Regions from separate parts of the Mus musculus genome. Here region 2 is linked to region 1. Evidence: chromatin loops called from intact Hi-C (ENCODE). Cell type or tissue: heart. All regions are shown on one strand.

Evidence for each region. A loop is a pair of places that touch in the nucleus more often than their neighbours do. Peaks named below come from ENCODE experiments on the same cell type or tissue, not always from the same donor. Only the 100,000 strongest peaks of a DNase experiment are listed, where the experiment ranks them.
Region 2: it touches region 1 in a loop (2.1-fold over the local background); 2 of 42 quality-filtered maps call a loop at or near these places.

The regions. Positions count from the first base shown.
Region 1 is chr1:166,895,172-166,903,171 of GRCm38, forward strand. No RefSeq gene overlaps it. Among named protein-coding and RNA genes, the nearest start is that of Gm33404, 44 kb to the left of the region's middle. In heart, no CTCF peak of the experiment used is centred here; a DNase peak (open chromatin) is centred at 4,250.
Region 2 is chr1:166,996,436-167,004,435 of GRCm38, forward strand. It overlaps Fam78b (family with sequence similarity 78, member B), which reads left to right and starts at 4,982. Exons shown (of 3, transcript NM_175461.4): 1 at 4,982-5,393. The coding sequence starts at 5,131. It overlaps Gm16701 (predicted gene, 16701), which reads right to left and starts at 3,295. Exons shown (of 3, transcript NR_037988.1): 1 at 3,118-3,295. In heart, CTCF peaks have their summits at 4,231 (motif pointing left) and 6,283; DNase peaks (open chromatin) are centred at 4,366, 5,146, 5,516 and 6,256; H3K4me3 peaks cover 2,663 bases; H3K27ac peaks cover 1,409 bases; H3K27me3 peaks cover 3,780 bases.

The DNA of each region.
Region 1 (8,000 bases):
GACAAGATCCACCTTAGTTTTCTCACTTGCCTCTCTGACATGCTCCTCATAGGCCCTGGAGTTTCAAGCCCCAAGTATTCACTACTTGGTGCCCAGTTAGTGGCACAGTTGGGAGAGGCTTGGGAGGTGTGGCCTTACTGGAGGGATTCTTCACTGAGGGTGCGCTTTGAAGTCAAAGCCAGGCACAGTCCCTAGATTGTTATCTCTATCTTGGGCTTGAGGTTCAAGATACGAGCCCTTGGCTGTTGCTGTAGTCGCCATGCCTCAACTCCTCCATCGTGGATTCTCGTCCCTCTGGAACTGTAAGTACATACAAGCCTTGTCTTTGGCAAGTTGTTGGTGTTTTATCACAGCAACAGAAAAAATCAACTAACCCATAAAAGTAATACCTGGAAAGTGCTCTTCTAGAACAGGGTGTGGCACAGCAAATACTCTCCCTGTGCTTTTACAGGTATTTATTTCATCATCCTTTTTAGGTCTATTTGATTTGTACAATTCATTAAAAAAAAAAAAATCACTCTGTTGTTTCCTTCCTCGAACACCTTTTCCTTGTGGAACACCTCCTAGGCTAACATAATTTTTTTTTGTTAAGCTTTTCAAGAACAGGAGTTCCCGTGGCTTCATCCCTAGGGGACTTTTACTGGTGAGGGCATTGTTTTTGTCACTTGTCAAAGTGTCATTCTGCAGAGTAAAGGCAAGGTAGAATTTTGACTGAATATCCAAACATGATTCATATTTTGAGTTTTGATGTTTCTGAGGTGACGTTATTTCTATGCAAGATCTCAAAAAGATGGCAAACTCCCCAGACCAGTAGTCGATTTCTAGTCTTCTCTCCAAGGAAAACTCAGTCCTTTGACTCAGTGCAGACAGCTCCCTTTAAACTCCCTGTCTTGAAGAGACTTGACTCAGCTTCCTGTTCTTAGTTGTACAGGAAAGCACTCCACCTCTAAAGTCCTTTATCTGGCCCACTTGAGTACCCTAAGAGCAGCACCTATGTGCCGCCAATCAAGCCTTGAGCGCCTTCTCCTTTCTATTGCCGGGGACTTTTTTCCTCACTGTCTTCCCATCTCAGCTATGGATCTAATGCAAAATCCTTAAATGTTTTACTGGCATTCTTCTGTGCCAAACATGCAGGAGGGGCTTCCACATCTGTTCCATCTGCCAAGTTCTTCGAAAGTTTGTTCTATGCCTAATGAGACTCGGAATGGATTCCTCTGGGGAAAAGAACAAGGAATTCTGTATTTATTTGAAAAGAATGTGTTAGTATGCTGCATAGGATGACATTGTAGAAAGGTAATGCACTGGTGGGCTAGCACTGGGATCTCACATCTATACCCCCAACCCACAGGGCAAACAGACACCATCTTTCCATAGTCTGGGTCCCCAGCATAGAAAATGGGAGCTTATCAAACTTATCTGTATTGAAAACCCTAAAATCAGTGAATTAGGATCAGAAGAGAAGCAAAGAAAGTCAGAGAAGGGACCTTCATGTCTATTGGTCAGATGCTGGACCAGAGCCTGAGTTAAACTGTGATCCAGGAAATATCAGAGTAAAGGGACAGAGTACTGTGTGATCCATCCTGGCACTGTGGTCTCAAATGAGTAAAGAAATTGCTGGCCCAGCTTGCTTTTTGAGGCTTTGCTCCCTCATGTGTCACACCCACCTTTGCCACCTCATCCTGGACTTTAGGAGACCTCTGTGTGACATATAAGCTCTCTGTCAGGGGGACAAATAAGACTATGTACACCCTTGCTATATTTGTTGTTAGTAACTTTTTTTTTTGCAAACTACAAAACATTCTGTCTAGTAATGTCTGTAGGGCTAGGTACTCTTAAAAGCATTCCACTAAGTGTTCCAAACCTAACATGTCCTTACATGGGGCGGGGGCAGGGAATAGCAATGATATGGTCACCTGCTACAGAACATCTGGATCAAGGATGATGTCATACATGAAAGCAGATTCATAAGAGTATATTGGAGCTGAAAAATCCCTATGCCCTAGATGACAAGACAGCTATTATAGTATAGTAGTGTTGTACAAATGAATTGCTACACTGCCCATCACATAAGAGTCTAGCTCATGCAATTATACTTAGTGTTTGATACTTGATAATGACAGCAAACCACTTTGCCATTGACTTATCTATATACTATACTATACTATATTATACTATACTATACTATATGATATTATACAATACTATATATTTTATCATTACTATCTTTCCTCATTAAAAACTTGAAACAAGTGCATGTTAAACTAATAGTAGCCTCACATATTTTGTGTCTCTTGTGTCTCTTGATTGTATCAGGGCCACATGAGGTGATTGGCAAACACCATTCAGGATACATCCCCTTCATTGAAAGATGTGTATAGTATAGACTTTTATGAAGTTGTATTCTTTCCCTGTAGTTATCCCTATAATGTCACATGAGCAAAAATATTAAAGCTTAAGGTAAAATTTTTTTCATTTGGAGTCACAAGGGTCAGAATAAGTCTTTGCAAAAATAATAGTTACTTAGCTTATATCCACCTAAGATAAAGAGAATTCAGTAGAGTTTTTTTTTTTCCTTCTCAAAATGAGAATGCCCAAAGGCATGGATGACTCTGTTCCATGGCTCTATTCGATGACTCTGAAGCCATGACTCTGTGTTTGTATCTCTTGAGTTTGCAGCTCTAGCTTATGGCTGTGGGCACCCATACTGTGACAGGTCGTGTGACCCATAGGCCTTGATCAACAAACCAGAGTAAGCTGGGATCCACTATGGTGTATAAAAAAGATGGAGCCTTAGCTCATCTCCCAGTCCCCCAAGGAAATAACCAGTCCATCTTCCAATATTCACTGAGCCCTCCATCTGGTCCAGCCCTGTGACAGATTCCAGGGGACCAAGATTACAAGAATAAGGCAATAAAAAGAACTTTGGAAGAAGTAAGCAAGAATCTGTACCTCAAGTTTGTTGCTTGTTTTCAAAGCTTCCCATTCAGTTGAGGAAAGACAATGGCTGCATCGAAACATTTAACAAAGCAAGATAGAGACAAGAAATCCAGACGAATGCACAGGGGAATGGCAGATGTTGAGCCGGTCAAGGGTGATAGACGCAGGGGGGGGGGGGGACACGACACGGACACATGCTGGAAATGTTAGTCCTAAGAATGACAATTTGCTGTAATTTTGCCCTGGTGAACAAAGCCAGCCATGAGCCAATCCAGAGTCCCTGTTGGTGAGCAAATTATACGTGAAAATATAATGCTCTGATAACCATTGCCAAACTAGACACCAAATAGCTCTTGGATGAAAGGTCTAGGTTTTTAGTGACAGTCAGCTGGCTGGTAGGTAATTTTTCCCCCCAGAAACAGTCTCAACTCTCTTGATTACAGGAAACTAAGATTGAACATTTTATTAAGAACATTAATTTTCCCCAGAACTAAATTCTAAGCTTCAACTTTGAAAGTAATTCCATCCTAGAATATATTTAGGAGCTGTTTGCTTTGACAGTAGAGGCACCCATGCCTTCCATGAACTTGTTGCCACTACAAGACAAAACAGGCTGCAAAACTCCTATCGCCTTGTATAAACTTTTGGCCAGAGATCATATCTCAACTCCCATATTCTTTCTCTATGAAGGACAGCCCTGTGTAACAGACGTATTGTGATCAGAGGTAGATACAGGTAACAGTGATTCTACAGCTTGTACACTTTAGAGAGCACTGTGGGAGGAGAACACACAAAATGTGGGGGCTGGACAGATGGCTCAATGATCAAGAGACCTGGCAGCTCATCCAGAGAAGCCAGATTCAGTTCCCAGAATACACAGTGTCTCACAGTCATCTCTAACTCCAGTGCTGGAGGAGCTGATGGCATCTTCTGACCTCTGTGAGCACTCGGTGTGCACATGGTACACAGACATACACCCAGGCAAATAGTTCATACAAATAAAATATAAAATAATATTCTTAAATACAAATCTTTAATAAAAATAGATATAACTTAGCTACTTATGTAAGATAGGAAAATTATCAGAGGAAATCCATGGATCCTAGGTGTTAAGTAACTATTACTTCCTAATTGAAATATCCTCTCTGAGAAGGAAGAGAAAGGCTCCTAAGACTCATTAAGCTAAGAAAACTTTTAAGACTCAGAAAGCTATAAGCTTTACAAGATGCCTCCCTAAGGTTACGAAAGCAGTAAACACTGTCTCAGGAGAATATTTTATTTGGCCAGAGGAACCACCCGGAAGTCACACAGGAAGCTTCAGGGACGCAGCTGTCACAAGTTATCATCCATGCTGGGGTGGGGTTTTCTAATGATGTAGCTGCGCCCTGAGGAAATCATACTTCTCCAAGTTATCTTTCACCCATGCTCCCAGAAGTAATCTCTGTGAACTGACTGGTTCATTAAGTTAGACTCCGATAGAGCCTTTTCTTTGGTCTGTTTCCAGTGCCTCGAGTGGATGAATACATGTTCGCTCACAGCTCCCCAGGAAAAGCCACAGGATGCTTGTTCTTCAGAAACCTCTTAACCATAAATGGGTTTGTGGCAACGTTTTTCCACCTGCATCCTGGCCTGCCCTCCCCACCAACGACACAGTGACTCCCTGCATCTCTGTGCTACCCAGGCTCAAACTTTGAACTCTGTTTACTACCCAGTAGGTCAGCCTCTGACCCGGCTCCTCTTGTAGCTAGGCTCACTTATTGCCCCCAAGTACCACTCTTACTCTGGATAGTCAGAGTACCCAGTCACCCTGCCCTGGTTTCATACATTTTATTTGGCAATTTGCTTTGTCTATGGCTAGACTCAACAACCACCTGTTGACCAAGAGGTGGGAAGCACCGTGCTGCTATGGAGATGAACTTTCTAGTAAATGGCCGTAATATCTACATATTTTGAGGAAGTGAGTCCTCATTTGTTCATTTATTTTTATGTTGTTTACTATAAGAATTGCCGATGTGCTAGGACCTGAGCAAGAGATCAAGTGACAGAGCCACATCAAGGAAACTGGTATTTCCACTTCTCTCAGGTGAGAACCTGAGTCACTGGAACCTGCTAAGTATCTGCCAATAACAGAGCCAGGGTATGAGAGGTGAGCCTATGTTTTTTAGAGCCAGAGGTTTAACCACCTGGCTAACCATCTAGCAAGAGCCTTCTCTTTTTTGATGCAGACACATACAGACAGACACACTCACTCCAATAATAGATGCTTATGGGCTGCAATTTACAGAGCATTTCTTTCGAAATTGTATCGTCCATCTTCTAATAACCCTGTGAAACACAGGGGAGAAGGGAGAGGAACAAGCCAGGTCTACACTGTCAGCCAGCTGGGGCCTGGAGAAAACCCCTTTTTGGCAGAATGGGGAGAGTTCTGATTAAATCATTTGTAAGGCGCTCTGCTGTCCTTTGAACATCCCTCTGGCAACTCCAACCATATATCCCTTCCCACAGGCCCCTTTGTCATGTGAGTAGAATCGGAGGAGGCAACTGAGCAGGAAGAAAAGGAAGGGAGAGATTGATGGCGGGGTTTGAGTCTATTCAGAGGCAGGAGCAAATGTGCAGCCACGAAGAAACTTAAAGCTTTTTTGGCCAAAAGCCCTGAAGCTGAGGAGTTCACTAGATGCCGGGATTTGTTTCCGCTCAGCCAGCTGCCAGCGAGCAAGCTTCCTGAGCTCTGTCCTTGTCAACTAGGGGCTGTGAAATTACCCCCTTCCTCACCTCCCCCAGTTCTCAGCTCTCCCCCCAGCCTTTTCTTTCTCTTTCCAGGTACTAAAGACATACTGTACATGGTAGGTACTAAGCATGGTACTAAGCACCATACTGTACATGGTAAGTACTAAGCACCCCCATAAGTACCAGCTTCTAGACATTGCTTCTTAAGAGACTAGAGATGCAGATCGGGGAAGGATGGACTTGCAAAAGGCCAAAGCTGCCCAGACAACTCTACAGACATCAAGAAGCACTGCATTTTAAAGTATAAGGGAAGTGATTCCTAAAATATTCAGTAATTCTCTTTAGACGGTCGCCACTTCTCCGTTTGATTTTTATTGTGGTGGAGTAAGGTTACACCTTGTTTCTTTCTGAGGAAATACTTTCCGTCCAATCTCTCTTTGTCAATCCTTCAGTTTTCTAATCTGGGCTAATAACAAACTCCAAGAAGTGGGCAGACCCCTAAAATTAAAAGCAGATTGTCAAAGGGAATTGTGGTCCCACAGAAGTGTGTGGAATGCCAGCCCTTGGCCCCAGTGTTCTTGAGTTAAAAGCAGAGAGCTTTGAAAGTGCAGGCTGAGTGATGTGGATAAGTGGCAGGTGTGTGCGCATCCAGAGAAAGGTTTCCTTCAGAGATCATAAGCAACCACCTCAATTAAAAGCTGTCCTCTTGACAAAAATGGGCTTGTACCACTGTGGGGGTCAAAGGAGGCAGTACTTGTTTAAAGCCCTTTAAATTAATTCGATTGGGGAAAGGAATATAAGTAAATTAATTAGTTTCACGTTTCCTATGCACAAAACCCCCAAACAAAAACAGTCTGTGGCTGATTCAGACACTGCCCGTGACTGGAAGCAGCACTGTTCCATCCACTCTGCACAGTTGCATCACTGGCTCCTTATTTAGTCAGCCTGGGGCAATGGGTGGTGGCCTATGATTCTGATTATCCCCATGCCCTGGAGTTTGCAGCATTCTCCTAGCTGGTTCCCAGGAGCCTCACCTAACAATATACTGGCACGTGGCTCCCAGAACACCCCTGAAAGAACATGTCACCTAACACTGGAAAGTCCCATTACCCATTCTTATTTCCAACAACCTAACAGAATGAAAATTAGTAGTTAGTAGTCCTTCCTTCCCTGGCCCTTCACATTCCTAAATCCAAAATTCTTCCCCATATCCCACCTTGAGCATTTCTTCAGTTGATCTGTTCTGCTTACTGTTAACCAAATCCAATATAGCCCCCCCTCCCTTCCTGGATCACCCAGCCATTTTCTTGGACTCAGCCCACCTGGGCTTTCCCAAGATCCAATCACCTCTCCTCCCTGGGGCTCCATGGAACCATTGAGTTTCCCAGCTCGCTTCTCTGCAACTTTCCTGATTATAGTCTACTGTTTCGTCTCCTTTCTTTCTGTATCTTGTTCTAATGTCATTTGACTCCTAACCGTTCCCCCTCTTCTCTCTCTCTCTCTCTCTCTCTCTCTCTCTCTCTCTCTCTCTCTCTCTCTTCCCCTATACTTTTTTGAGGACATGACAACGGTGTGTACCATCACAATCAGATCCCCACTAGGCCACTATGTGAACACAGTGCTTTCTTTGAATATGGTACGAGTTTTATTTAAAAGGCAGCATGGGCTTTGTTCCATCCTCCTGGATCAACATTTTGTCCAGTGTCCCCAGGCCTATGTCCTTGAGGTGTTTACCATTATAAAGCTTCCATTTCTTCACCTGTAAGTGGAAATGGTTGTTGAGGTTTTGTCTTTTGCTGGTATTGTAATGCTAAGTGCTAGGACCCCAAGATCCGAAGTCTGTATGTAGCTTCTGGCAACCTACCCCCAGTTAATTCTGATTGGTATTGGAATAAATAAATAAAGAAATAAATAAATGCTCTGTGTGTGTGTGTGTGTGTGTGTGTGTGTGTGTGTGTGTGTGTTTCATTCAGGAACATAAACCATGGAGGCAGGTAGTAGCCATGTGCCAGGATTTATTAAACAAATAACACTACAAATGGTTGCACTGCCCATTTCAAAAAGTTATGGGAAGGGTTGGGGTGGGGCCCATCAGTGTTCAGGAAAGTCTGCTGTGTGGTGTTCAACACTGGTGAACTGGTGAGACATTGTTATCAGCACTAGCTGTTACTGGAATCTAAAATAGGAGATCTGACCTGGGTAGACGCTTAAACAGTAAAGGCACTTCCATGCAAGCCTGGCGACTGGATTTTGATCCTCAGAGCACACATAAATGTGGAAGAAGAGAACCAATCCCACAAAGTTGTCTTTTGATCTCCACATGAATGTGTCTGTAG
Region 2 (8,000 bases), 100 kb after region 1:
ACATCACCGTACTGATAAGGACTAAGAAGAAAGACTTTTGAGTGTGTCAGAGATGGGACCTTTGACAGCACGGAAAAGCCAGAGCATATCTCTGTGAGCTTTACGGAACCTAACACAAAGCTGTCAGACTATTCAAAGCAGTCCTGTATCTCAGGCTAAGAGACTTGATAATCCTGTTTCTATGACGGCGGTCCATGCTGAGCTTCCTAACCTATCTGGAAGAAAATCTGGTCATTCAGATCCTAAAGTCACAGTCAACCAAGTAATAAACCTACAGGGAATGGCGTCCTTTACTGTGTACCCTTGCGACTCGAAGCTTCATCCAGCCTCTGGCCTGTCTTCAGGCCATCTCAGCCAGGTTGCCACCCATCTCCATTTTCAACAGTTCCAGAGGCGATTCCTCAACGTTTGGCAGTCTGTCCTACGGTTTCTGGAAATTCTTGACAAGGTCGATGAGAAGATAGGCCTCTCTGACCCATAATTTCTAAGAAGGCCTGCTTTGGCAGGCTGAGTAATGACTCAGTTGATAGGAAAAGTCAAGCCAGAGACCTCCCTCTTATAAAAAGTCAGAGCACAGGGTCACCGCAGCTGAGGCAAACAGGCTGGAGTCCCTCAGAGTGTGCTGGAGGGCCCTGGCTAGGGAACTGAAGACTTCTGTCCTATCCCAAAACATCAAAAGCTCAGAGTACAAAGAAGTATCTGTGCTGCACCCCGAGAACGAGTGCCAATGACATTACTCATAAGGAATGGCTGTTATCAAGGTCTTGTCACTGGGGTTTTTCCAACTTCTGGTACTCAGAACTGAGAATCCTTCAGACTATGTGCAGTGCTTAAAGACAAAGAGCATCAATTAACCTCAGACAAGCATACTGAAAACACAGTGGGATGAGAAAGACTCAGGACCCAAATGCATCCTTGCTGTAGGTAATAAGACAGCTTGCAGGGCTTGTAGAGAAGGGCTGGGAAGCAAAGTTTCATCAGATTTCCAAGACTTGAAAGTTGTCAGATGCTTATTGAGGACTGAACTGGGTGGCAGAGCATAATGATGCACCTTCCTGAGGAAGGAGATTAGTGTGAGCAAGCAACTATGAACAGCATGAAGGCAGCTAGCCAAGGCAGGTGTGTGGTGCTGCCAGAGGCAAGGGACACTCATGTGAAAAGGTGGATGGGGAAATGTAAGAGGGGCTAGGCATAGCTTGGAGCATGGCACTTGCCTGGAATGTGCCACTCTTGGGGTAGATCACTAACAGCAGAAAACAGGGAACAGGAAACACAGAAGAGCCTCATGGAGAAGCTGCTGAACTTGTAAGCACTTCATCTGCACTACAGGCCTAGGTGCACTGGCATTTGACGACAAACAGTTGGGAAGGGTAACTGTCTCCAGTCAGTGACCTGGAAGGTGCATGCCATGATGTAATTTGCTGAGATGTGAATCTGAATGGGCTTCGGGGAGGCTAAAGAGTCCATGCCAGCCATATCTATCCAGTGGGTGGAGCTCACTGAACACCTAGCATTTGTGTCTCCACACAGCTTGGCTCACTTTCTCATTGGCATTGACACAGTGAGTCTCACACGGGCTTTTCGTTTTTCCTTGAGGACTCCGGTGATAATGCAGTTTAAAAGGTAACAATAACTATAATGAAGTAAGTTTATTTTAATTGCAAACTTTATGTAAATACCTTTAGAAATTATCATAGTCCCACGTTTGTTTGAGATCCATTAAGTCTGAGAGCATCCTTTACTTTTATGACTATAGTTTACTATATTTTATGGTTGAACCCGTCATGGTGACACTCATGATTCCGGAGATTCACCAAGGTCGTGGGTAAAGTCATCAAGAGAGTCACTGATCAAAGGCTGTAGATAATATATTTTATTGCCACTCTACTAGGTACATCAAATCTTTTACATTTTGAAAATAAAACATATTCTCCCTTACACATTTTTCCTACATTTTGGAGGCAGCTAACATATTCTCTCCATGTATGGCCTCTTGGCTTGTACTACCAGAAGACAATGGAGTTTTTAGCCACACAACTGCAGACTGACCAATTATTCAAATGAGAAAGATAACCTAATTCTCCAGCTGAATGTTTTTCTCTCTGTCTATCCCTTAGAAGATAATAACCACTGAAACCCAAACTCTGGCTTCCTCCCCCAAACCGTCTCTTGAGCATCGCCAACTGAACACGATTTGACTCCCAACCTCAACAATTTCCTACTTTTGTCTTCATCTGACCACATGCATTTGACCACCAAAGCTGGAAAACTCAATATTTGGCCCCGACCTTCCTCTAACACTAATCAATCACTGAGTGAATCAAATTTACCTCCTAATGACTCTCAGACGCAGCCAGGCCTCCGGAGCCCCATAACTCTACCCTAACTCAAGGCCAAATCATCTGTCAATCATGGACCCTGAAACCTTGCCTATTTCTAGTCTCCACATTGGTAGAGAACCATTTCCCACCCCCTCAAACTGAAACTTGCGTTCACTGACTTCCCCTGAAGATCAACAACGAGTTTGGGGACAGAGATTTGAAGTCCGTTGACCACTAGCGGCTGTTTTCCCCTGACTGCGCCCAAGCTCGTTCACCTCTCTACGCATTTTGCTTTTTCACAAACTCATCTCTGTCTCATCCTCGGATGTTTCTCTTCTGGGCCAGTCTCAATCAGTCCTCAGGATCTAATTCAAATGTCACTGTCTCGGTAGAGCCATCTATAAATCTCAGTGGCTCTCCTGTCTGGCCTCCCCTGGCACTGGCTATCCGTTTCTATTACAGCAGCAGCACAGTTGACTGTAACAACTTGTTAATAGATTTATCTTCTCGAGCGGATCATGAACGTTGGTCCAACCCCGAGTCGCTAGTACCTAGGGACAATACTTGGCTCCTGCCATGCCACCAGGAAGTGTTTGCTGAATAAAGGGACCAGTGATGGAGGCTTGCAGCTACATCATAAAGTGAGCCATGTCATCAAAGAAGGAGATTGCTTTTTGTGTGTGTGTGAACTATAAAGTGAAGCCAGCGTGTCAGAAAAGGTAAGACAAGGATGGAGGCTGCTTTTAGAACTGCTTTCAGAACTTTAGGAATTCATCTGTCCTAACTAAAGACTCACCCAGGCAGTCTTGTGTGGCCTGTTAGAGGAGTTCACACGTGAGTACCAGATCCAGCAAATGCTCAATGATCGTGAGGGGAAAAAAGGTTAAAAGAAGCTGCTGGCTCTGAACTATGAGAGAAGACACGTAATTAAAAAAAATCATCTCTTAAATATTCTTCCTATTTGACACCCGAGATCACAATAACACACACGTGGCAGATACACGGAATGGAATGTGCAGGCCATCTCTGGCGTCAGTTTCCATCGGGAGAGAGCGGAGACCGGCGGCTCTTCCGTCAAGGTTTCACTCTGACACAGCTGGTAAGAAATGACTGTGTGCTGGTCACCACGCACCTTCAGGAGAAGCAAAGACAAGAAAAGATCCCTAAGATCCCCAGCTTTCTACAGGGATTAGGGTTTTCTACAAATTGGCGCCTTGACTTTGTAGAATCAAGTGGTTACTCTTTAATCCTCCTGGGTTCTATAAAGCCCTGAACTTCTGTTTGTATTTAACAGGCCTTAGGTAAGACTGGGAGGGTAGCTAAGCGTTCTAATCTACCTAGATGATTCCACTAAGTACAACTTGTCTAAAGACACAAGACATTCAAAAGGCAGTGTTTCCCAAGGAGCTCCAACAACCCCCCCCCCCAACACACACACACACATACACACTGTGTGTTGTTCTGATAAGAGTATTTTCAGAGATTGTGGAGGGGTGATATGAAAACAGGCCATGAGTAGACTGAGCTGGTGCCTCGACTAACACTGGCATTTGGGGTGATTTTGTGTCAGCCTCCAATGGGATTTCTCAGGTTTCACTCTCAATACTGTGGTGCAAAAAAATAAAATTAAATTAAAAAATAAAGCTTCTACTAGACTAAAGGAAAATGCGGACCAGTGAACGAGGTAGTAAATCTATTTCGTGGCACTGCTGGAGGTCACACCCAACTCTAACAAACTATATCACAACGATACATCTCAGCTGGAGCTGATTCTCCAACATCTCTCCTCCCGCAGCCTCACCGTACCCCACTGTGGTTCCCTCTATACTCTGAACCGCGCCGCGCCCTCCCGGCCCCACCCATCCCAATAAGCAGGGTCCCGCTTCTACACCCCACTATCACCCGCGGGGCGCCACCTACCGGGGTCCCGGCCCCGCCCAACCCCACGTGCCGCGCCCCGCCCGGGAGCTAGCGGCCCTTTAAACACCCCCACCCTTGCACACTACCCCCCCCCCCGGACGGCAGCCGAAGAGGGACAAACTCATGGCGTACAGCCAGTCTCTTCCGCGGAGCTTGTCCCCCGTAGCCCTAGCCCGCTGGGCTCTCCGCCCGGGGCTACGGTCCCCTGGCGCCCCCCACACGCCCCCGCAGCCGGATGCGGGAGTGTGGGCGCTGTCCGGCTCCAGGGCGGGGCGGGAGGGAACACGGACTCCGCCGCCGCCGCCTGCCTCCGCCTGCCGCTCGGGCCGCCCGCTCGCCCGCCGCTGGGTGCGCTGCACGCGGGGGGCAGCCGCGGTGCAGCAGAGGTTCATGCAGCGGCGGCGGCGGCGGCGGCTGCTGCTGCTGCCGCCGCGGAAACAGACAAACCGGGCGCTGCCGCCGCCACCCTCCCGCAGCTCCATGCCGCCGCCGCCGCCTCCTCCTCCTCCTCTCCGGCGAAGGGCGGGGGGCTCCGGCCCGGGGTGGGCACCACTCCTCGCAGCGCCGCTCCCCTCCCTGCCCTCCGCCGGGGCACGGGAGCCGGAGAGAGCGCCCGCCGCCTCCTAGGAGCGCACGCTCCGCGCGCCCTTGCTGGAGCGAGGAGGCGGGCGTGGGCGGGCGTCGGGGCAGCCGCGACCCAGCGCGCGGAAAGGGGAGGGGGCTTCCCCGGAGGATGCCCCGCGGCGGCGGCTCCTCGCTCTTAGGCGCTAGCTGAGCTGGACCGGGAGCGAGCGGCGCGTCGCCATGCCGGCGTGACGGGTGCCCGCGGCTGCCCGCGCCGGGCCCCCGCGCTGCCCCACGCCGCGCCGCGCCGGCGCCGGGCGGCAGGATGGGCTGTATCCAAAGCATCACCTGCAAGGCGCGGATCCGGCGCGAGAACATCGTGGTGTACGATGTGTGCGCCACCATCGACCAGTGCCCCACGCGCATCGAGGAGACCTCGCCCATCGTCCTGCGCTACAAGACCCCTTACTTCAAAGCCTCGGCCCGTGTGGTCATGCCCCCCATCCCCCGCCACGAGACCTGGGTGGTGGGCTGGATCCAGGCATGCAACCAGATGGAGTTCTTCAACACCTACAGCGACCTGGGCATGTAAGCGACCGGCCACGCCACGCGGCGCGGGAGCGGGGTCCTGGCCCCTTTCTCCACTCTCCATTCTGAACCCCCTCCCCAACCCCTCTTACCGTTGCCCCCATCTCTTTCCGAACCTTCCTCCTGCCTCCCCACCCACCTCCCTCCTCCCTGCGCTTTTGTTTCAGTGACAGGGCGGGTGACGGGAGGCTCCTCGCGAAGGCATTTTCTCGTGCTTTGCTTCTGACTTCCTCGGAGAGGCGAGGAGAATAGTGAGGGGCAGGAAGAACGCGACTGGGAGGGTACAAGAGGCAAAGATAGGATGATTGGCGATTGTCGTGGGAGTTTGGGGGCGCAGTCTGTATTTGTGGGTCTCCCTGGGAAGTTTGGGGAGAGGAGTGGAGTCCCGGGGGCGCATGGGCTGTGTCGTGCGTCTTTTGGAGAAAATCAAGCTGGCTTGGAAGAGAAGGTCCAGGGTGTAGGAATGGGAGTTAGAGGTTCTGCCTTTGCTTCCCAGGCCAGCGAGCCTAAGGAGCATCTCTGCCTGGAATCTCCAGCTGGGCAGAAAGCCCCTCTAGCTATGCGCCCTGAGGACCAATTCTGGGGCGGTGGGGAGCTGGAAGGCACCGGATGCTCCCGGGCCAAGAGAAACTGGTGGCCTTGTGCTAGCCTGGTGTAACACGAGGTGTTTCTTAGGCTCAAGGAAAGGATGAGACACTTCATCTGTCTGGGGTCTTTACTTTTCAAAACTTTCCTAATTGCGGCGCTGGAAGGGATTCCCAGGCGCCCACCGCCTATCCAGTCGGCTGGCTGGGAGCTCTCCAACTTCCTTCAGCAGCGCCGGTTAGAGCGCGCTGAGGGTTTGGCAGCTGCGGTGCACCTAGATCGCCAGGGCTCTGCGGCCGCCAGGGGCGGACATCCTGCCCTGGAACCACACTAGCTTTGAGAGGTCGTGTTCTGGACTTTTTTATCTACTAGATTTTCATCTGCCCTCCCGTCCCCTTTCGGAACTAGACTCCGTGTACTTGGCCACTACATTTGGCTAGGAGACTTGGGGCCTGTATTCTACTTACTATTACAATGTCAGTCTAGAACACCCTAATTAGCTTGTAGCCTATAGGGAAACCCCTTTTCTGGAAATTCAACCTCATTTCATTTCTTAATCTAAAACTGTGGCACTCTCAAGGTTTCCTATTTAATATGGATGTGGGATGGGGGAGTTCTCATTTTAAAAGGTCAAAGCATCTTTTCAGCAGCAGTTTTGGGGCTTTTTTTCTTGCACCCCGGGAGCATGTAAGTTAACACTAGTCATAGGTGCTAAGAGGAATTTTGACAGATTGTTTTGTTTCCATTTAACTCCCAGAGTTTGCACTTTGCTTCTTAAGCATAAAAGCTCAGGAGAGAGAGAGAGAGAGAGAGAGAGAGAGAGAGAGAGAGAGAGATGCAAACCCAGCTTTGCAATATGCCTGTGCACACTGTGTTCTTGTCTTTCTGGAAATGAGAGAAATGGGGGACGTATTTTGGGTGAATCATGCCACCTAAAAAGACACACCCCGAAAAAAGTGGTTAGAATTGTGGGCTTGTTTGTTTGTTTGTTGGGGGCTTTTAGAAACTCATTCTTTTCGGCCAAGTAAGAAAGCCTGGCAGGGGAGGGTGTCTGTCTCATGATGGGGCAGTCTGGGGAGGGGGTTTCTTAACCTTGCTGGGCCAGTCACAAAGCCTGAAACCCCTAGGAAAGGAAGCCCCCCCGGGGGGGGCTGGGCAGAAGCAGCGCCCCACCCATCTTTCTCATGACTACACGGGAGAGCCCTCTGTGGCTTCAAGACCCTTGTAAATCAGTAAATACGAGATATATATATAGAGAGATGTAGATATAGATATTCCTTCCATAAAATATAAAACATTTTCTGCCAAAGGAGTCGGGTTGAGCTGTACACAGACACGATAGAACTTCCTTGTCTCTAGGGGAGGGTGTGTCCACTTTTGAACCAGTTTTCACAGGCATGAATTCCTAACAATATATTCTCCTGTTATACCTTACTGAGTTCTTGCATTGGAGGTTTGGAAAGATTTTGTTTGTTTCGTTTAACTGCTACTTTCAATATTTTAAGATTGCTGGTTCCCGTGTTGTTGGGGAAGGGAAGCGAGAATAGTCTCCAAGAAATCATAAATTGCATTATTATAGATCTGTATCCAGAGTCAATCTCCCTCTTTGTGGTTGTAATAATTGTTATGTGTTTAGGGCCACTTTGGAGCTTAGGTTTTTACTGAACCAGTTTCTACAGAATATTTATGCTCTGGAAAACTTTGCCAATATAAACTTTTTAATGGGAACTCATATTGCATAGAAGTCACGGCAGTCTATCCGTTGTTGTGTCTACTTTAGCCAGTACTGTGAGTGGCAGACACTGCAGCCTGGGTGTTCACGCCTGTGCAGTGTTCTCTTGAAGAAGCATGGTGCTGTGAGTTAGGTTACGAGGGTGACTTCTCAGTATTTTGGAAAGAACTGTACAAGACTAAATCCACATCTCAAACACCAAGAAGCTACTAGTTCCAGGATTGAAAGAGCATGTCTTTGTGGCTTAAATGTTGAATTTCCTGGAGTAGAGATGGGGTAGGCTTTTTTAT